Linked DNA regions of Homo sapiens: region 2 is linked to region 1. The links are chromatin contacts, found by Hi-C or POLR2A ChIA-PET in ENCODE. All regions are on one chromosome and are shown on one strand. The core of a region is the stretch at or near the end of the contact, and the rest is flanking DNA. Distances in the headings are between cores, read along the strand shown. Region 1 holds the start of VHL (von Hippel-Lindau tumor suppressor). Region 2 overlaps IRAK2 (interleukin 1 receptor associated kinase 2).

Region 1 (2,931 bases), core at 432-2,931:
ACCTGTAATCCCAGCACTTGGGAAAACCAAGGCAGGCAGATTACCTGAGGTGAGGAGTTCAAGACCAGCCTGGCAAACATGGTGAAACCCCGTCTCTACTAAAAGTACAAAAATTACCTGGGTGTGGTGGCACACACCTGTAATCCCAGCTACTCCAGAGGCTGAGGCACGATAATCACTTGAACTCGGCAGATGGAGGTTGCAGTGAGCTGAGACTGAGCCACTGCACTCCAGCCTGGGTGATAAAGCGAGACTGTCTAAAAAAAAATTATTTTTAACTAATATAAAACTCTCTGAACCCTTCTTTTTCTGAGCTGCTTCTCCACTTGAGTCCATCCCACATCATTGAACATTTAATTACACAGAATTGTGTACCATCTTCCTTGACCCCCAGATCTTTAGCCTTCTATAGTACCCTGTCTCTTTTTGTCGTACTAGTCACAGTTGCACTTTTTTTTTTTTTTTTTTTGAGACAGAGTCTCATTCTGTCACCCAGGCTGCAGTGCAGTAGCACAATCTCAGCTCACTGCAACCTCCGCCTCCCGGGTTCAAGCAATTCTCCTGCCTCAGCCTCCTAAGTAGCTGGGATTACATGCGCGCACCACCACGCCAGGCTAATTTTTGTATTTTTAGTAGAGACGAGGTTTCACCATGTTGTCAGGCTGGTCTAGAACTCCTGACCTTGTGATCAGCCCACTTCAGCCTCCCAAAGTACTGGGATTACAGGCATGAGCCACTGCACCCGGCCATAGTTGCTATTTTATTTGTGTGATTGATTACCGTATGACGCTTTTATTGAAGTGCAGTGAAGGCAGGAAACATGACCGGTTTTTACAATATTTTCAACACTTATCACCATAGGTGGTACATAGTAGGGCCTTAATAAATATTTGTAAAATGAACAAAGTTAATGAGTGTTTATGTTTGTAGTTTTAATTGCTCTGAAGTAAATATCTGATTTTCCAATTTCCACCAGAGTGCTCTGCACATAGTAGGTCTAATTATTTTTCCCTCTTTACTAATCACCCATGCCTTGTAAGAATTCAGTTAGTTGACTTTTTGTACTTTATAAGCGTGATGATTGGGTGTTCCCGTGTGAGATGCGCCACCCTCGAACCTTGTTACGACGTCGGCACATTGCGCGTCTGACATGAAGAAAAAAAAAATTCAGTTAGTCCACCAGGCACAGTGGCTAAGGCCTGTAATCCCTGCACTTTGAGAGGCCAAGGCAGGAGGATCACTTGAACCCAGGAGTTCGAGACCAGCCTAGGCAACATAGCGAGACTCCGTTTCAAACAACAAATAAAAATAATTAGTCGGGCATGGTGGTGCGCGCCTACAGTACCAACTACTCGGGAGGCTGAGGCGAGACGATCGCTTGAGCCAGGGAGGTCAAGGCTGCAGTGAGCCAAGCTCGCGCCACTGCACTCCAGCCCGGGCGACAGAGTGAGACCCTGTCTCAAAAAAAAAAAAAACACCAAACCTTAGAGGGGCGAAAAAAAATTTTATAGTGGAAATACAGTAACGAGTTGGCCTAGCCTCGCCTCCGTTACAACGGCCTACGGTGCTGGAGGATCCTTCTGCGCACGCGCACAGCCTCCGGCCGGCTATTTCCGCGAGCGCGTTCCATCCTCTACCGAGCGCGCGCGAAGACTACGGAGGTCGACTCGGGAGCGCGCACGCAGCTCCGCCCCGCGTCCGACCCGCGGATCCCGCGGCGTCCGGCCCGGGTGGTCTGGATCGCGGAGGGAATGCCCCGGAGGGCGGAGAACTGGGACGAGGCCGAGGTAGGCGCGGAGGAGGCAGGCGTCGAAGAGTACGGCCCTGAAGAAGACGGCGGGGAGGAGTCGGGCGCCGAGGAGTCCGGCCCGGAAGAGTCCGGCCCGGAGGAACTGGGCGCCGAGGAGGAGATGGAGGCCGGGCGGCCGCGGCCCGTGCTGCGCTCGGTGAACTCGCGCGAGCCCTCCCAGGTCATCTTCTGCAATCGCAGTCCGCGCGTCGTGCTGCCCGTATGGCTCAACTTCGACGGCGAGCCGCAGCCCTACCCAACGCTGCCGCCTGGCACGGGCCGCCGCATCCACAGCTACCGAGGTACGGGCCCGGCGCTTAGGCCCGACCCAGCAGGGACGATAGCACGGTCTGAAGCCCCTCTACCGCCCCGGGGTCCATTTTGCAGACGGGGAACTGAGGCCCCTTGAGGCAGGACACATCCAGGGTGACGCTGCTCGTAAGCGTCAGAGCATTCTTTTTTTTTTTTTTTTTTTTCTGAGACGGAGTCTCGCTCTGTCGCCCAGGCTGGAGTGCAGTGGCGCGATCTCGACTCACTGCAGCCTCCGCCTCCCGGGTTCAAGCGATTCTCCTGCCTCAGCCTCCTGAGTAGCTGGGATTACAGGCGTGCGCCACCGCGCCCGGCTGATTTTTATATTTTTAGTAGAGACGGGGTTTCACCATGTTGGTCAGGCTGGTCTCGAACTGCTGACCTCGTGATCCGCCCGCCTCGGCCTCCCAAAGTGCTGGGCTTATGGGCATGAGCCTCCGCGCCCGGCCCAGAGCATTCTTTATAAGGCCGAATAGTTTGCATTTGAAGGTGGCTCCCCCCAGTCCCCCACCCCACGTGTATTTTCCCCTCAAAGAAAAGCTGCATCCTTAACACCCCATCTGTTCAGTCCTCATGACTCCAGTGGGCCAGTTCTGCGTAGTCCCTGCCCTCGTGGAGAACACATTCCTCCTGGGGAGACTGACAGATGCAAAGACAGGAACAAGCCAGGGTCATGTTGGCGCCGGAAGAGCCGACCGTGTGTGGCGTGGGAAATTGACTTACCTGCCTGCTGGGAGATGGAGGGGTTGCGGTTGTGTGGTTTCAGTTAAGGAGCACTTCCCGGAGAAGGAAGAGAGCAGGATGGAGTAGGAACTAGCCAACCCTAGGTAAGA
Region 2 (3,005 bases), core at 470-2,969, 84 kb after region 1:
CAGAATATCTGTCCTTGTCAGTGTTCCATGGAACCCAGTCTGGGAAATGCTGGCTGAGAAGAGTAACAGTCAGGTTGGCTTCAGCCAAGTGCATACAGCTGCCCCTTGGGCCTCACCCTCTTTTCTTCTCTAGCCTTGAACTCTGTACTTCCTCTCTCTGACCACAGTCTCCTGTCTGTCTACCTCTGCTACCAGAACCGTGGCCCTGAGTCACCTCTGCCCTCAGCCAGAACCCCAGATTCTGCACCTCCGTGTCTCCCAGCTGGTTCCTCTGCCTCCCTCAGCCCCACTGCAAGTTGTTCAGTGAAGCTCAGCAGGGCTAGTCCAGGCTCCTTCTCCTTTAAGAACCAGGGGGATGGGCAGGGAGTGGTGGCACATGCCTAAAATCTCAGTACTTTGGGAGGCCGATGTGGGCAGATCACCTGAGGTCAGGAGTTCAAGACCAACCTGGCCAACATGGTGAAACCCCGGCTCTACTAAAAATACAAAAATTAGCTGAGTGTGGTGGCATGTGCCTGTAATCGCAGCTACCTGGGAGGCTGAGTCAGGAGAATCACTTGAACCTGGGAGGCAGAGGTTGCAGTAAGCCGAGATCGCGCCATTGCACTCCAGCCTGGGCAACAGAGCAAGATTCTGTCTCAAAAAAAAAAAAAAAGAAAAAAAAGAACCAGGGGGATAGAACCCCTAGGCCCGGCTCAGTTACTTTCAGCTGTGTGACTTACACCTAGCACTTCTGTCTCTGGGCCTCAGTTAAGCCTTCTGTAAGATGGGGCTAACGATACACATGGAGATGAATGGGATAATGTATATAAGCAGGTGAGCATGGCACCCTGCACCCTGCACCTACCAAGAATATTATGATGACTGTGGTTATTGTTATTCCCACCTTTACACCCTCCTTCTGATATCTGTTTACTCTTGACCTTCTAACTGGTGTGTTAGCGTCACAGATGACTTCCTCATCCATCCATTCACCCTCCCACCTATCCATCTATTCATCCACCCATGCACCCACCCTCCCACCCACATACCCATCCATCCATCCATCCATCCATCCATCCATCCATCCATCCATCCATCCATCTACCACCCATCCATCCATTCATTCATTGAATGCCTCCTGGCTCCTGCCACCCTTTTGCTCAGCCCTGCCTCTGGTTGACTGATAACGCTTTTGAACTTTGATTCCTCCTGTGGGGATCACAGTGCATTGCTCAGTGTTTTTTGGTGAGTGCTCAGTGACCTCTATAAAGGACTTGGCTCAGAGCCTGCTCTGTGAAAGGGGCACAGGAAGTCTTTGTTTATTCATTTCCCCTTGTTCTGTCCCTTCCTGGCAGGGACCTGTCAGGAGTCCCTTTTCAATTGGCTCCTGTCCCACTTGCAGCAGTGATGCCCTCTGCTGCCCTTTTCTGGTCACTGCCAGTCTGTTATTAATCCTGGGTGGTTTAAAACCTTTATCCTTTCCTTCCTCCAGGCTTGGAGGGATTCTTGGCTATAAATGTGACCCTATTCTGACTTGCTTTGAGAGATGCTGTGGGAGAGAGGTTCCACACTAAGTGTGGGGTCTTCACACCTTTAATATTCACAACTGCTAGTCCCCATTTAACAGATGAGGACACTGAGGCTCAGGTTTTAGTTACTTGCCTAAAGATCACCTGAGCATATAAGGAACAGAGTCAGAATTTGAACTCAGGCCTGACTGTAGAGCCCTTAGCCATCATAGCATTGTCTCTACTGAGAAACCCTGTTCAAAGCAGTTTCCTGTTTATGAAGACATATATCATGGTTTGCCAATTTTGTGGTGACTTACACGTATACAGGGTTGTGCTCCTTCTGCGAGTGGATGCGCTAATGAATAAATAATGTTAGTAAAGGCCTGTGAGTGAAACATGCTATGGATGCTGCAAGATTTGTCTAGAATAGATACCTGCCTGCATGCAGAGTCTTTCCTTCCCTGAGATTCACAGAGCAATGCCTGCTTGCCATAGCTGAAGGTTTTTTGGTGTTTTTTTTTTTTTTTGAGACGGAGTCTTGCTCTGTCGCCCAGGCTGGAGTGCAGTGGTGCGATCTCAGTTCACTGCAAGATCCACCTCCCAGGTTCACGCCATTCTCCTGCCTCAGCCTCCCAAGCACCTGGGACTACAGGCACCCGCCACCGCGCCTGGCTCATTTTTTTGTATCTTTAGTAGAGACGGGGTTTCGCTGTGTTAGCCAGGATGGTCTCGATCTCCTGACCACGTGATCCGCCCACCTCAGCCTCCCAAAGTGCTGGGATTACAGGCATGATCCACCGTGCCCAGCCAGCTGAAGGATTTTTAAATGAAACAATCTTTAAAAAATAGTGTATATATACGTGTGTGTGTATCTATATTTATCTATACCTATATATATCTTATGGTAATACATATAAACACACACACACATGAATTTTTGAAAACCATCTTCTCTGCCTGGCTATCAATTAATTACAACCTTCCACTGGCAGCTTGGTGGCATCTTTAATTGGAGGAGGTGTTTAGTGATATTCCCATGTTCCAGATTTTGGGCAGGTGTGTCTGCTGGCAATGGCAGAGCTGCACCTGGAGCTCAGAACTGAGAAGAGAAGACAGAATCTGCTGCCTGGCTGTGTGCACGAGCGTCTGAACCATGCTAACTCACGTTCTGTTCTCTCCAGGTGTTGGCCGAGGTCCTCACGGGCATCCCTGCAATGGATAACAACCGAAGCCCGGTTTACCTGGTAAGGGAACTTGTCACATCTGGCTGGGAGGTATATTTGGGCCTCACAGCTCTGTAGAGAGGGCAACGACCTCAATTCTAGCTAGTTTTACACATGCAAATGAGGCCCGGTACAAGGTTGCATTTGCATCCCCACAAAGCAGCTTTAACCTCCCATCCCCACCTGCCAGCCAACCATTGCTTTTTCATGATAATAGCATCTGGGGCTTGGTGCGGTGGCTCATGCCTGTGATCACAGCCTTTGGGAGACTGATGTGGGTGGATCATTT

What was found. Hi-C counts contacts between places; a loop is a spot of excess contacts on that map. ChIA-PET counts read pairs that join two places held with the same protein, here RNA polymerase II (POLR2A). Pooled maps may share reads with other maps.
Region 2: a map of OCI-LY7 shows a loop between it and region 1 (11-fold over the local background). The contact joins the enhancer-like site here to the promoter of VHL in region 1. A Hi-C loop is called at or near these places in 23 of 168 maps with a recorded cell type or tissue (B cell, CD4-positive, alpha-beta T cell, CD4-positive, alpha-beta memory T cell and 17 more), 37 of 37 single-sample maps with no recorded cell type and 29 of 50 pooled maps. POLR2A ChIA-PET finds 5 or more read pairs at or near these places in 22 of 52 experiments (A549, B cell, CD4-positive, alpha-beta T cell and 16 more).

The regions. Positions count from the first base shown.
Region 1 is chr3:10,140,097-10,143,027 of GRCh38, forward strand. VHL (von Hippel-Lindau tumor suppressor) reads left to right here and starts at 1,682. Exons shown (of 3, transcript NM_000551.4): 1 at 1,682-2,091. The coding sequence starts at 1,752. It also overlaps the pseudogene LOC124906359. RefSeq lists an enhancer at 2,599-2,931.
Region 2 is chr3:10,223,697-10,226,701 of GRCh38, forward strand. IRAK2 (interleukin 1 receptor associated kinase 2) reads left to right here. Exons shown (of 13, transcript NM_001570.4): 10 at 2,675-2,737. Among named protein-coding and RNA genes, the nearest start is that of TATDN2, 23 kb to the right of the region's middle. RefSeq lists enhancers at 1,608-2,390, 2,566-2,615 and a silencer at 2,729-3,005. Within about 2 kb of position 1,720, at least 13 of the 41 ENCODE cell types and tissues checked have a DNase peak (open chromatin) inside an H3K27ac peak, as active enhancers do; they include CD4-positive, alpha-beta T cell, CD8-positive, alpha-beta T cell, GM12878 and 4 more, where a contact is called at or near this core.